Linked DNA regions of Homo sapiens: region 2 is linked to region 1. A link is a contact called in ENCODE Hi-C data. All regions are on one chromosome and are shown on one strand. The core of a region is the stretch at or near the end of the contact, and the rest is flanking DNA. Distances in the headings are between cores, read along the strand shown.

Evidence for each region. A loop is a pair of places that touch in the nucleus more often than their neighbours do. Pooled maps may share reads with other maps.
Region 2: a loop to region 1 is called in a map of CD8-positive, alpha-beta T cell, with 22 times the contacts of the local background. The contact joins the promoter of ISOC1 here to the promoter of CSNK1G3 in region 1. A Hi-C loop is called at or near these places in 2 of 168 maps with a recorded cell type or tissue (CD4-positive, alpha-beta memory T cell and CD8-positive, alpha-beta T cell) and 7 of 50 pooled maps.

The regions. Positions count from the first base shown.
Region 1 is chr5:123,510,132-123,515,673 of GRCh38, reverse strand. It overlaps CSNK1G3 (casein kinase 1 gamma 3), which reads right to left and starts at 3,497. Exons shown (of 14, transcript NM_001364140.2): 1 at 3,104-3,497. RefSeq lists enhancers at 2,176-2,325, 3,356-3,565, 3,726-3,785 and silencers at 2,846-2,915, 3,086-3,175.
Region 2 is chr5:129,091,409-129,097,170 of GRCh38, reverse strand. It overlaps ISOC1 (isochorismatase domain containing 1), which reads right to left and starts at 2,422. Exons shown (of 5, transcript NM_016048.2): 1 at 2,096-2,422. The coding sequence starts at 2,404. It overlaps LOC124901060 (a long non-coding RNA gene), which reads left to right and starts at 392. Exons shown (of 2, transcript XR_007058926.1): 1 at 392-622; 2 at 1,772-4,245. RefSeq lists a silencer at 2,025-2,804.

The DNA.
Region 1 (5,542 bases), core at 2,248-4,747:
CTTGCATTTATAAACTGATTTTTTTTTCTAAGCACTCCTTTGATAATGATTAAGTGTGGGGTTACATTATTTTAGGGTCGTCTAATATTTAAGATGACTTAAAAACCTCACACACGTTAATCCCGAACTGTGAAAATTTCTCATCTTATCATCCCTCTGTTACTATCAATTTTCCTCACGTACAGATTCTTTTATAATTACTTCATTAAAACCACTTTCTGTGAAAATATACATTCTTTACATTTCATCTCATCCACAGCAAATCTCACTATTAACAATAATATAACTATTCAATGACCTATATTTTGTTATTCAATACTTCAGCATTCCTTCTATTTAATTTGACACATCCTTTTGGGAAGCCCTTTGGAACAAAACAACCGCTTGTTCCATTCTGAAAAACATCTGAAACAATAAACTATACCAGAATAAGTCTACTCCCAGCATGGAGAGGATTACAGGATGGATCAGAGGAGACACAGAGAAGTAACTGGAGAGCTTCTCATTTCTTCCTGAGTCACATTTTTACAGTCTGGATTGATTTCATGTATAACCAATTACTAGATTACCAGACACACCCATATTTAAATGCAAATAAAGAAATTTAACGAAACTATATATAGATTGTTTTGGATTATATACTTTTCTGCTTTCCTTCAGTAGTGCCAATGATAGAAAATTGACTATTTTATTATAACTTGTTTCCTTAAACTTACTATCGTTATTTGCCTACCTACTGTCAGCCTACGATCTGTACATTTGGACCTTCATGCCTCAAACTGACTCATCTTTAAATACAAGCTGAACTTCCATGGCCTGATCTCCACCTACTTTCATAGCTTCTCCCACAAAGACCTCCTGGCAAAACAGCCTTATGTCCAGTTCAACAAGCCCTATAACACAATCACATGCCTTTCCTCAGGCTGTTCCCTTCACCGAGAAAACTACCCCCACCATCACCCCCTCAGTCCCCATTTTGCCTATTAAACTATGTTAAGGCCCAGATGGAGTGTTACCAGCTCTACATCCATTCAAAATTTCCCAGTCAAAAATTAGTATCTCACACACACACACCCCATGCTTCCAATACACCTCCAACAAAACCCACAGGAATCTGTGAATTACCTCTGTGTATGTCTGCTTCTCCCTTGAAGGCAGTACTGAGTCTCATTCATCTTCATATTCTACCCACTGTTCCATCCTTGCCACAGAGTAAAGGTGGTCCTGGTTGAATTAAACTATTCCTTGATTCCACTAATTCCAGTCCTTTATTTTCAAGGAAGTAATAAATGCCTTTCATGTACTGAAGATTTTGTTAATATATTGTAAATGCTTGCTAAATCTAATGATGAAAATGTCAATAATTACATAACACACTAATGTTTAAGCTGATGAATGGCAGAAGGGGGTGGATGACTATAATAAATCATCAGTAAAGACAATCGTTTCTCAAGATCCCCAAAAAAATGTCATTCATAACAACATTAAAATTAACCTTTCTGTCTCCCATTTCAATAATTACTTCTATTTAATGCATATTCAGAAATGCCAGTTCACATAAAGCAGAAGTGTCTGTACATTCTGCTAAGAATGTATGTCAAAGCCACACAATGTATTTGATAACATCTTTCTTCCAATGTCCATAAAGGTAATTTTTATCTTTTATCTTTTGTGCAACTATAAAGGTTAACTATACAAAAGAATAAGACAATTTATCCTAAGATACAACTGGAGCAAAGTTTGTAAATAATTACAAAATACACTAAGTACAGCTCAAAAAAAAAGAAAGCTATTAATGTCACACACCAGATCTGATTTTTTTGGTGAAAAATATTTTCTTAAACTAGTTTCACATCTAATTCCACATTATTCTCACAATTTCTGTAATGTTTTTCTTCTAAATTTACCGGGAAAGCCAATATTCTTCAAAGAAACATCTTTAAAAAGAAACATCTTTAAAAAGTATATACTTTTCATTTTATATCCCATCTTAGATATAGTTTGCCATCTCTCATATCTGTGGCCAAATGTCATTTGAATCGGACTAAGTAATTGCAAAAAGTAAAATAATGACTTATTTTCTTAATTCATTAAAAATAAGTACATTTTTAATTCTCTAATTTAAAGTAAATATTTTAATAGAAGATTTAAAAGGAGCCACTGACCAGCCTGGGTGCTTACTACAAAAGAGTTGAAAGTAATTCACACAGTGTATCAACAGTAGCTGTCTCCCACACACACAGGCACACTCACTCTCTCCCCCATCTGAACTTTTCCTCCCTAAAACATGAGGTGGGAGAAGGGGAATGACCATGACACAGGCCTCACTACCCCCACCCCACGAGTAGACACACATCTCCCTCCTCATCCTGCTGAAAAGAAATGTGGAGGCTGTGGACCAAGAGACCCGATGCTTCTCAGTGTCACTTCCCCTGCATGTGGGATAAACAAACAAACCGGCACCATGAGAGTAACCATCAGAGTGATTTTGCTAACCTTTGACTAATGTCTTGGTTAAGTTTTGAGCTGAGTCAAAGCTCTAAGAAACAGGTAAATCCCTGTGTCCCCCCACCCAACCCCTTAAACACTCCAACGGGAAGTTTATCCCTGAGCTGAACGCTGGCCCCCGTCGCCTCCTCCCAGCCTATCCATGCCTCCTTCCTGCCTGAAGCCCCTACTCCAAAGGTAATTGTCTGGACACAGTCAAGGAGCACCGTGGGCGACACTCCCCACCTCCCAATCTCTCCTAAGGAAGCCCCCGCCGGCCCAGTTGGCCCACCTCCCTCGCCGCCCCAGTCGCGCCGCACCACTCCGGCAACTTTTGCACCCAGCCCGACCCGCCACCCGCGGCCCCCGCTGCCCCCTAGCCCTCCGCGCCCTCAGCCTCCGACCGCGGCCCCCTCCTGCCCACGCCTCCGGGCCACCCGCCATGGTCCTCGCCCACCCCTCCCCCGACACCCGCGCCTGCGGCGCCGCCCCCGCCGCACCCCACCCCACCCGCCCGGGACCCCAGCCCCACCCGGGAGGGAGGGCGCCGCGGCCGCGCCGAGGCAGCCGCCGGGCCGGGGCTGGCAGCGGAGCACCTACGCGCAGGGGGCTTTACCTCAAAGGCGCGGCCGCGAGCAGAGGGGTCGGTCCCGGGCGCGGGCGGCGCCCCCAGTCCGTCAGCGCCGGCGGGGGCAGCGGCGGCGGCACATCACACCCGCCGGCGGCCGGAGGAGGAAAGCGAGCCACGCAGGGAGCGAGCGAGCGAGCGAGCGAGGTAGGGGGGAAGGAGCGAGAGAGAGAGGTAACGCAGCGCTGCTCGGATTCGGTCCCTGCACTGCCGCTGGTGCCTCCTACCGCCGCCGCTGGCCGGAGAGTCGCCGCCCGAGCCTCTGCTGTCGCCACCGATGCAGCCCGGAATGAATGCACAGCAGCGCCTCGCTTATCCGGAGGTCAAACATCCTTCTGCCTCGGGCATCCGGATCGACGCCGGACCCGGAAGTGAACACATGGAAAAAAAATTAAAAAGGAAAGCGTCTGTTTAGCGGCGGCGGCCCCCAAGCTGCCCGCATCAGCGAAAACAGCCGAGTAGAGCCGAAGATTGCACCAACCTTCTTGGATTGGTCGGATCGCCGACCGGAAAGGAGACGGCGCGGTCATTGGCTGGCAAGGTGTATAAAGCCTAAGCCGCGCCCTATCCCCGTCTTTCTAGAGCCGTGCGTGAGGGAAAGTGGGGAGAGGCTGTGGATACGAGTGTTTCTCTGGATGAAGCAGTGGGCGGAGAAGCATAGCAAAGTCTACGCAGAGAACTGGAAGAGAACACCACCATGCTTTAGGAGAGCTACTAAGAACTGAGTGAGCAAAGAGCCTTAAGGGTACCATTGTGCCAAGTCAGGGTGCTGAGGCTTTCCCTGTTGTGCTCAGCCCGCCAGGTTCCAAAAAAATCTTAGGGCCCGGCCTAGGAGTATGACATCACTGGGTTGACATTTTTCCCCGCTTGTTTGTAACCCCAGTGCCATATCAGGGCTCCAACTGCTTAGAAATGTGAATTATGGCTCACATTTGCGTCTCATTTGCTGTTTGTAAGCTGAGGTAATCCTCTGAACTATATAGTGTGGCATTACCTGTTTTTCAAATTCACCTCCCAAAGTTCTGAGAAGCCAAACATCACCCAAGTTATCAAGTTGCAGCGCACAAACTGAAATCGGTGTTTCTGACTCACACTTAAGTCCACTCTGCCTACATAGAAAGACTGCATTCCTTTCATTTTCCCTCTTGCAGTTGCTTCCCTGGGATGGAGATAAGTCATTTTGGTAGACTTCTATGGAAATTGATCCACCATGAAGGCATGGAAACTATAATTTTTTAAAATTGTGATTCTTATGTCTCAAGTCCTTTCAAAAGTTAGGCATTAAGGTGTGCAGGAAGAAGAATCAGCCTGGTGCCATGTTTTTTAAATGTTCATTTTATCAAACCCGTTTATATTCTTAATATACTTACTGTATCAAGAAACTTGAGTCTTGTGTATCTCTATCTCTCCTGTCTACCTCTCAAAACGAAAAGACTAATGAAACAAATGCACTCCTTCATTTTCCTCCCTGCTTTGCTAGATTAACGGTATAGCTAATGTGTTACCTTTGGAAGGGTAGTTAGTATAGAAATCTGTTTTTGATTTTGGTTTGTAATACAACAGTGCCTTTTTTTTAAACCTCTCTTCTCACTTCTTCCCCAAACTGGAAGTTAAGAAGTGACTAGCATCACCAGCCTTAGAAGGGTAGTGATAAGAGCTTTGCTCCATGCTTACCACACCATCATTCTGTAGGAGACTCAAAAGCAGCTAAGATGTATGCATGCTCAGAATTGTGAATGACTTGCCTAGGGCAGATGACATATCCCAGAATTTCTGATCTCTCCCAGGACCCACTAATAGACAAGAAACAAAGTTAACAACATCTCACTCAATAGAAGAGAAGTGTCTGCAACACAGGAAACTCTAAATATTGTCCTCAACTCCCAACAAACCATTTTATTCTCTCTACCTCAAAAAACTCAGTTTTGATAAAGAACACCCACTCTTCTAAGTTTTCATAAATGGTTGAGAAAGTCAAGTGTATAAATATATGATCAAAACACATTTTTAAATTAAAAATGGGCTGGTCTAAGTACGGTGGTACTTACAACGAATTGCTCACAACCAGTTACAGATTTCTTTGTTCCTTCTCCACTCCCACTGTTTCACTTGACTAGTATTTATTAAATTATATTAGAAACGTATGGGAATAAATGTTTACATTTTTAACACTGCAGGGAAGACTTTTGGTTAAAATTTGGCCTATAAGCTCCTATAGATTAAAATTGGCAAAGCCTGGTGTAGTGGTGAATGCCTGTAGTCCCAGGAACTTGGGAGGCTTGAGGCAGGAGGATCTCCCAGTAGTCTAAGGCTAGCCTGGGCCACATAGTAGGATCTTTTCTCAAAACAAAAAAAAAAAAAAAAAAAGCAAGTAACCTAGGTAGGAGGCAATTAAATTTTCAGGTCATTCTATTAACTTATAAGAAA
Region 2 (5,762 bases), core at 1,173-3,672, 5.6 Mb before region 1:
CAAAAATATAACTAATGCTTAAGAATTATTAGACTAGTTGGCGGAAAAATTTCTTCTGAAGAGGGAGTAGAGTAATGCTATTGTTATTTTAAACCTCACCAAAAAAAAGTGAACTATACATAATCTCCTATACCAAGCAAAACACTGCAAAAGCTACAGGTGACCAGAATTATATAACGCCTTTTGAGAATGTACAAGCGTTTTCAGGTACATACATTTCATTAATTTCTAGAATGTTTTTAAGAGTTGCCAGACCAAGGCCCTGAAATTTTCAAATATAAAAATCCTATCTTGGAAGGCGGGGACTCTTACAGAGCTGGGGCCTAGTTTAGAATAGCATTATCTTAGATAAGAGCCCAGCCTCCCTCCAAGCCGTAACAGGAAATGCTTCATAAAGAAGTCTGCATCCTTAGTCCCAGACCTCCGCAGTTAGTATTTGGATTCTAGCCTTTATAAATGGACTTCTCAAAGGTGCATCCAACATCTGAGTATTCTGGCAGCAGTAACGTAAAAGGACTGACAAGGAAGGCTGCAGAGAGGTGTCAGACACGAAAACGCTTGAAGACATAAAAATGAGGAGTCTTAAGCACCTAAGAACTGCAATTCCCTATCTGAGCAGCAGGTAAGATTCTGGGGTATCAGATCACTGTATCCAGTTCCAGGTTCTCCACTGGCAGAGAGTGCAGTCTCTGACTTTGTCCTCTGAATGCAGGAACTTTATCGAAGCTAAAGTACCTGCTTTGGACACTTCTGGCACAGGTGTTGGGGTGACAGGAAACATCATCAATTCAGCTGCCAACTACAGCGGAAAAAAACTAGGGAATAATCCTCAGAAAATGGCACTGTTAATGGGTACAAAAAACACAGATAATAGGAATAAGCTCTAGTGTTCAGTAGCACAATAGCGTGACTATAGTTAACAATAATTTATTGTATATTTCAAAATAACTACAAAAATGAATTTGGAACAAAGAAATAAATGATAAATGTTTCAGGTAATGGATATTCCAATTACCCTGATTTGATCACTACACTGTATGCTTGAATCAAAATATCACGTCTCCTATAAATATGTACAACTATTATGTGCCCATAAAAACTAAAAACAAAAAAGAAAGAAAATGACACTTAAATATTAAAATACCTTTTATCCCCGAATCCCACATTTCAGTTTGGTCTTCTGAAAAAATGACTTATCAGTTTCTCAGCTAAAGAAATGATATCGACAGTGTACTACCTAAATTATACCTTATATTCTTTCCTTTCCAAAATATAAATTCGCCAGTGAACAATCTGATCCTAAAGAGGGCGGAAGATTAACCCGCCTAGCATGAGAGCACAGCTTAAAATAAATGCTGTTAAGTAGTCCTCAGGTAGAACAACTTTCCCAGCCAGCAGGCCCAGGAACTCAAGGTCTAGCTTAAGTTGGGTATTTGTATTCAAGAAGGAATTACAATCATGGAGTCAAATGACTTTTTCAATGCAGACGACAAAACGTAATCAAGTCAGTAGACACTTTACTAAGAGGAGGCTAAGCAAATGGTTATTTGCTTAAGGTTAGGGAACTCTTAAGCCCAAGGACCTGAGAGCCTGGGAAGGCGGGGGGGAATGGGTTTGACTCCCAAAGTTTGCGTTTCCGCAAGTGGTTAACACAACTCTAGGAACAAACCCTAAGACCAATACTCCCCACAATCTCATTTCCCCCCATTCTGCATCACCCATCACCCCAAAATAAAAACAGCTACTACAGCACAGCCCTTTGGTTACGCAGGAGGCTGGGACCTGATCCTGGCATAAAAAGCGGATGCGGGCGACCGAGGACCACACACGTGGGGGCGTTCGCGGGCGCTGAAACCAGCTACGAGGCCCACGCCCCCGCCGGGGACAGCTGGTGACCATCACCTTTGGACAGGGGCATTCCCCAGCCGGCCCCGGAACTTGCGAAAGACGCGCAGCCCTTCGGACTCAGCCACTCGCGCAGGGCCCGGGTCCCGGGCGGCTCGGGGCACCTGAGGAGCGCGGCGAAGGCGGGGACAGGGACGGGGACGGGGACGACTCGGGAACAGGGAAGCGCGCGGCCTCCCGCAGGACCCACCTGGATCTGCAACGGCACGAGGCGCACCTTGCAGCGCTCGCTCACCGCGAAGCCCTTGGGCAAGTCCACGTACTGGCCCCACTCCTCGGCGAACAGCTGCACCACGAATTTGCGGTGCATGTCGATCTGGTCGCCGTACAGGCTGAGGAACTTCTGGATGAGCAGCTCGTAGCCCGCCCCGTGTGGCACCGACGAGGGTCGCGCGAAGACTGAGAAACAGAAGAGCACCGGGACTGTGCCCGACGGCGCCCCCGCGCCCCCGGCGCCGCTGTTGGGGAGCGCAAGGACCGCCGGCTCCGCAGCCGCCATGTTCCCCCGAGCGTCTGCGAGCTCCGAGGCCGCCCAGTCGCACCCAGCCGGCTGCCGCGGCCCCGCCTCCCGGCGATGCCAGCCCGCCCGCCAGCTCGCGGAGGCGAAGGGGCGTGTCCTGACGACCGCTGCTCGCGCGCTCTCTTACCCGCCCCGGAGGGCGGGCCGCGGCGTAAGGGTGGGTGGTGGGGCCGGGGTGCGCGCGTGAGCCAGGGAGCGCCTGCGCTCGCCGGCCGGGTCCGCCCCCTCCAGCTTCCCGGGCCGCTGCGTTCCCGCAGTTCCCCGCTCGCGCCCTTTCTGCCGCGGTTCTGACTGCCGGCAGAACGCCTAGTGGTCTCGCAGACCCAAGACCCGCCTGGGCTGCCCGTTGTTCTTGCCCCGGTGCTGCAGCTCACACAAGGGTTTGTACCACCCTTCCCCTAACGCTGGCCCTCTTCGCGGCTTCGCTCGCCTTCGAATGAGCAGTGTTCTTGGCAGTCTAGGGTTGTGGTTGGGTACACAGAGCCGCCAGGACGAGTTACCTGTTGGCTCTGTGCAGAAGCATGCAGTCCTCCTCGAGATGGCAGTGGTATCTTACAACCAAAGGGACAGTCCGATAGATACCCTAAGAAGAGCAGCAGAATTTAATCCTTAGAGGGCCAGTCAAGGTTCAAGTTTTGTCTTTTTTCGGTCCCACAGAACACAATATCTCTAGGAATGGATTTGATATCTGGCCTCCCTTCATCTCAACCTATTTCTGGGAGGACTTGGATTTGGGAATATAAATACTATTAAAAGCAAAAATCTGAACTTTATATTGAAACTAAGGATATCTGTTTTTAAGTAAGTAAAAGGGATCACTTTCAAATAAAACAATCCTCTGCCTTCTGCACACTGTAAGGCGCTATAATTAACTGGAATTAGAAAGCATGCATTATGAACAGAATTTCCTTGGAATTGAGTCCTGCGAAGATAGGCATGGGCCTAAACATAAAATTAGATTTTAGGTATTAAAGCTGTCCTCTTCTAAGAAAATAACCTTTAAAGCAGGGTTTCCCAACTGACACTGTTGACTTCTGGAATGGACATTTCTCTTTCTTGGGGATGGGGCATCTTGTGCATTTGCAGGATATTTAGCAGCATCACCGGCTTCTACTCCCGCTAGATGCCTAGTGACCGCTCCTCCCTCTAGTTATGGCAATCAAAAATGTTTCCAGACATTGCCAAATATTCCCCAGAGGGCAAATATACCCCCTACTTGAGAACCACACTGCTTTAAAGTTATGAAAAGACCATCCTTTGGTGTTTCTTGCTCAATTGTACCGAAGCTACTAGAAATAGCCATTTTTTTCTGGTTCTCATCACACTTTGAGAGATCCCATTTAAAAGTGTTGTCTGAACCCGTCAGACCCAAAATGATATTTTTTTCCGGATACCACTCCATTGCAAGGTCTTCTATATGCAGATATGCTGATTTGTGCTAATAAGTGTACCCCCTCAAGACCTGATTACCAAAAGGTACCTACCTATTTTGGGTGGACTAATAAAAGTGTTCCTTCCACCCTGTAAAGCCTCCTAACACAGAGTAGGTTGGAGATTAGAGATTGGCCTAGACTTCAGACATCCTCAGCGAGGACCTTGGCATCTACACAGTCTTCTGCCGTGGCCCTCATGGCCGTGAGTCAACATACTTCATTTCCCTTTCATGTTTTTAAATTAGGTTTCTGACCCTTCAGTAAGGAAATCAACTTCCATATATATTGTGCTGTCTGAGATTGGTCCTTGACAACCTAGTTTAATGGTGCAATCATTGTGGTAATAGCATGTTAAATAACATTAATAAAATAGATATTTGATGGGCACATTTACCATTTATTGAATATCAACTGTGTATCAACCTCTGCATCACTGGGCTGCAAAAGGGAGGTGAATGCACATTTCAGTGATAAATTATTATCCTCAGAAATACAATTATTAAGATAATTTTTATAAATGTTACCAGAAAAAGTGAGTAAGACCCCATAAATGAATATTCAAATGACAAGTAGAAAATAACTGTTCTAATTGACAAGATCATATTATGGACCAAATGCCCAAAATTTTCTCATATAGGACTCTCAGTAGCTTTATTAGTTAATGTTAAATGCTTACTTTTAGAATCTAAATTCCAAGAAAATCAAGAAGGTATATTACACAGTATTGATTAATACATTAATATGCTACAGAAACAAACCCCAAAATCTCAATAGACTGATAAAACAAAGGCTTATTTCTCACCTTTCCCAGTTAACAGCAACATTTGACAAACCAATTACTCCCTTTATTTTGAACCATATTCACTTTGTCTTTGGGATACCACTCTCTCTTATTTCTCCTTCCACCTCACTTCAAGCTCGTTTCCTATGTTCCTCTCATTCCCCAAACCTCTATAAATACAAGTATACCAGAGCTCAGTCCTCACATCTATTATCCTAAGACTGTGGCTTTAAATATCACCCATATACCTTTGACTTCCAAATTTTTAACATCCAGGCCCTCACTCTGCACTCCATACTCATACACAAGTGCCTATTCGACATCTCCACTTGGATATTCAATAGATACCTCACATTTAAATGTACTAACAGAACTCTTAGTTTTCTTCTGTCCTCGAATATTTTCTCTCCCCTGTTGATATCTAGGCAAATGGCAACCCCGTTTTAGTAACTGAGTACAATAACCAGGGGTTTATCCTTTAATTTACTCCTCTTTCTGTCCTTGTCCAGTCTATCAGCAAGACCTGGTGGTCAGAACCAAATTCCTCTCATTCACACCAGTGCCACCACCTAAGACAAAACCACTGTCGTCTTCCATCTAACTGTAACTCATCATAAGTTGTGCCCAATATTTGACTTTTGTATCCCTATTTATCCATTTACCTCATTTACATAGACTTTTATACTCCATTTACCACACGGCTATTAGAGTGGCACTTTTTCAAAAACATAAATTTAGAGCGTGTCACTGCTGTGTTCAGAATCCTCCAGTATATAAAAATAGACCTCAAGACAATCTAGATGTTAGGATTAAGAGAAAAAGAACTTTAAAGAAGTTGTTACAAGTATATTCAAGGTCTTAAAAGAAAGGGTAGCCATAAGACTGAGCAGATAGGGAATACCAGCAGGGAGATGGAGATGACTGAAAACATAGCCAAATGTCACTTTTCAAGCTAAAAGTGCAATGTCTGGAGTGAAATGCTCACTGGGTAATCTAAACTTCAGATTATAGGTTCCAGAAGAAATGATTAGTGAAATTGCATGCAGAGTACTAGAAATTATCCAATGTGAAGAACAGGAAGAGATTGAAAAAAGTATGATGACAGTTTTAGTAACCTGGAGGG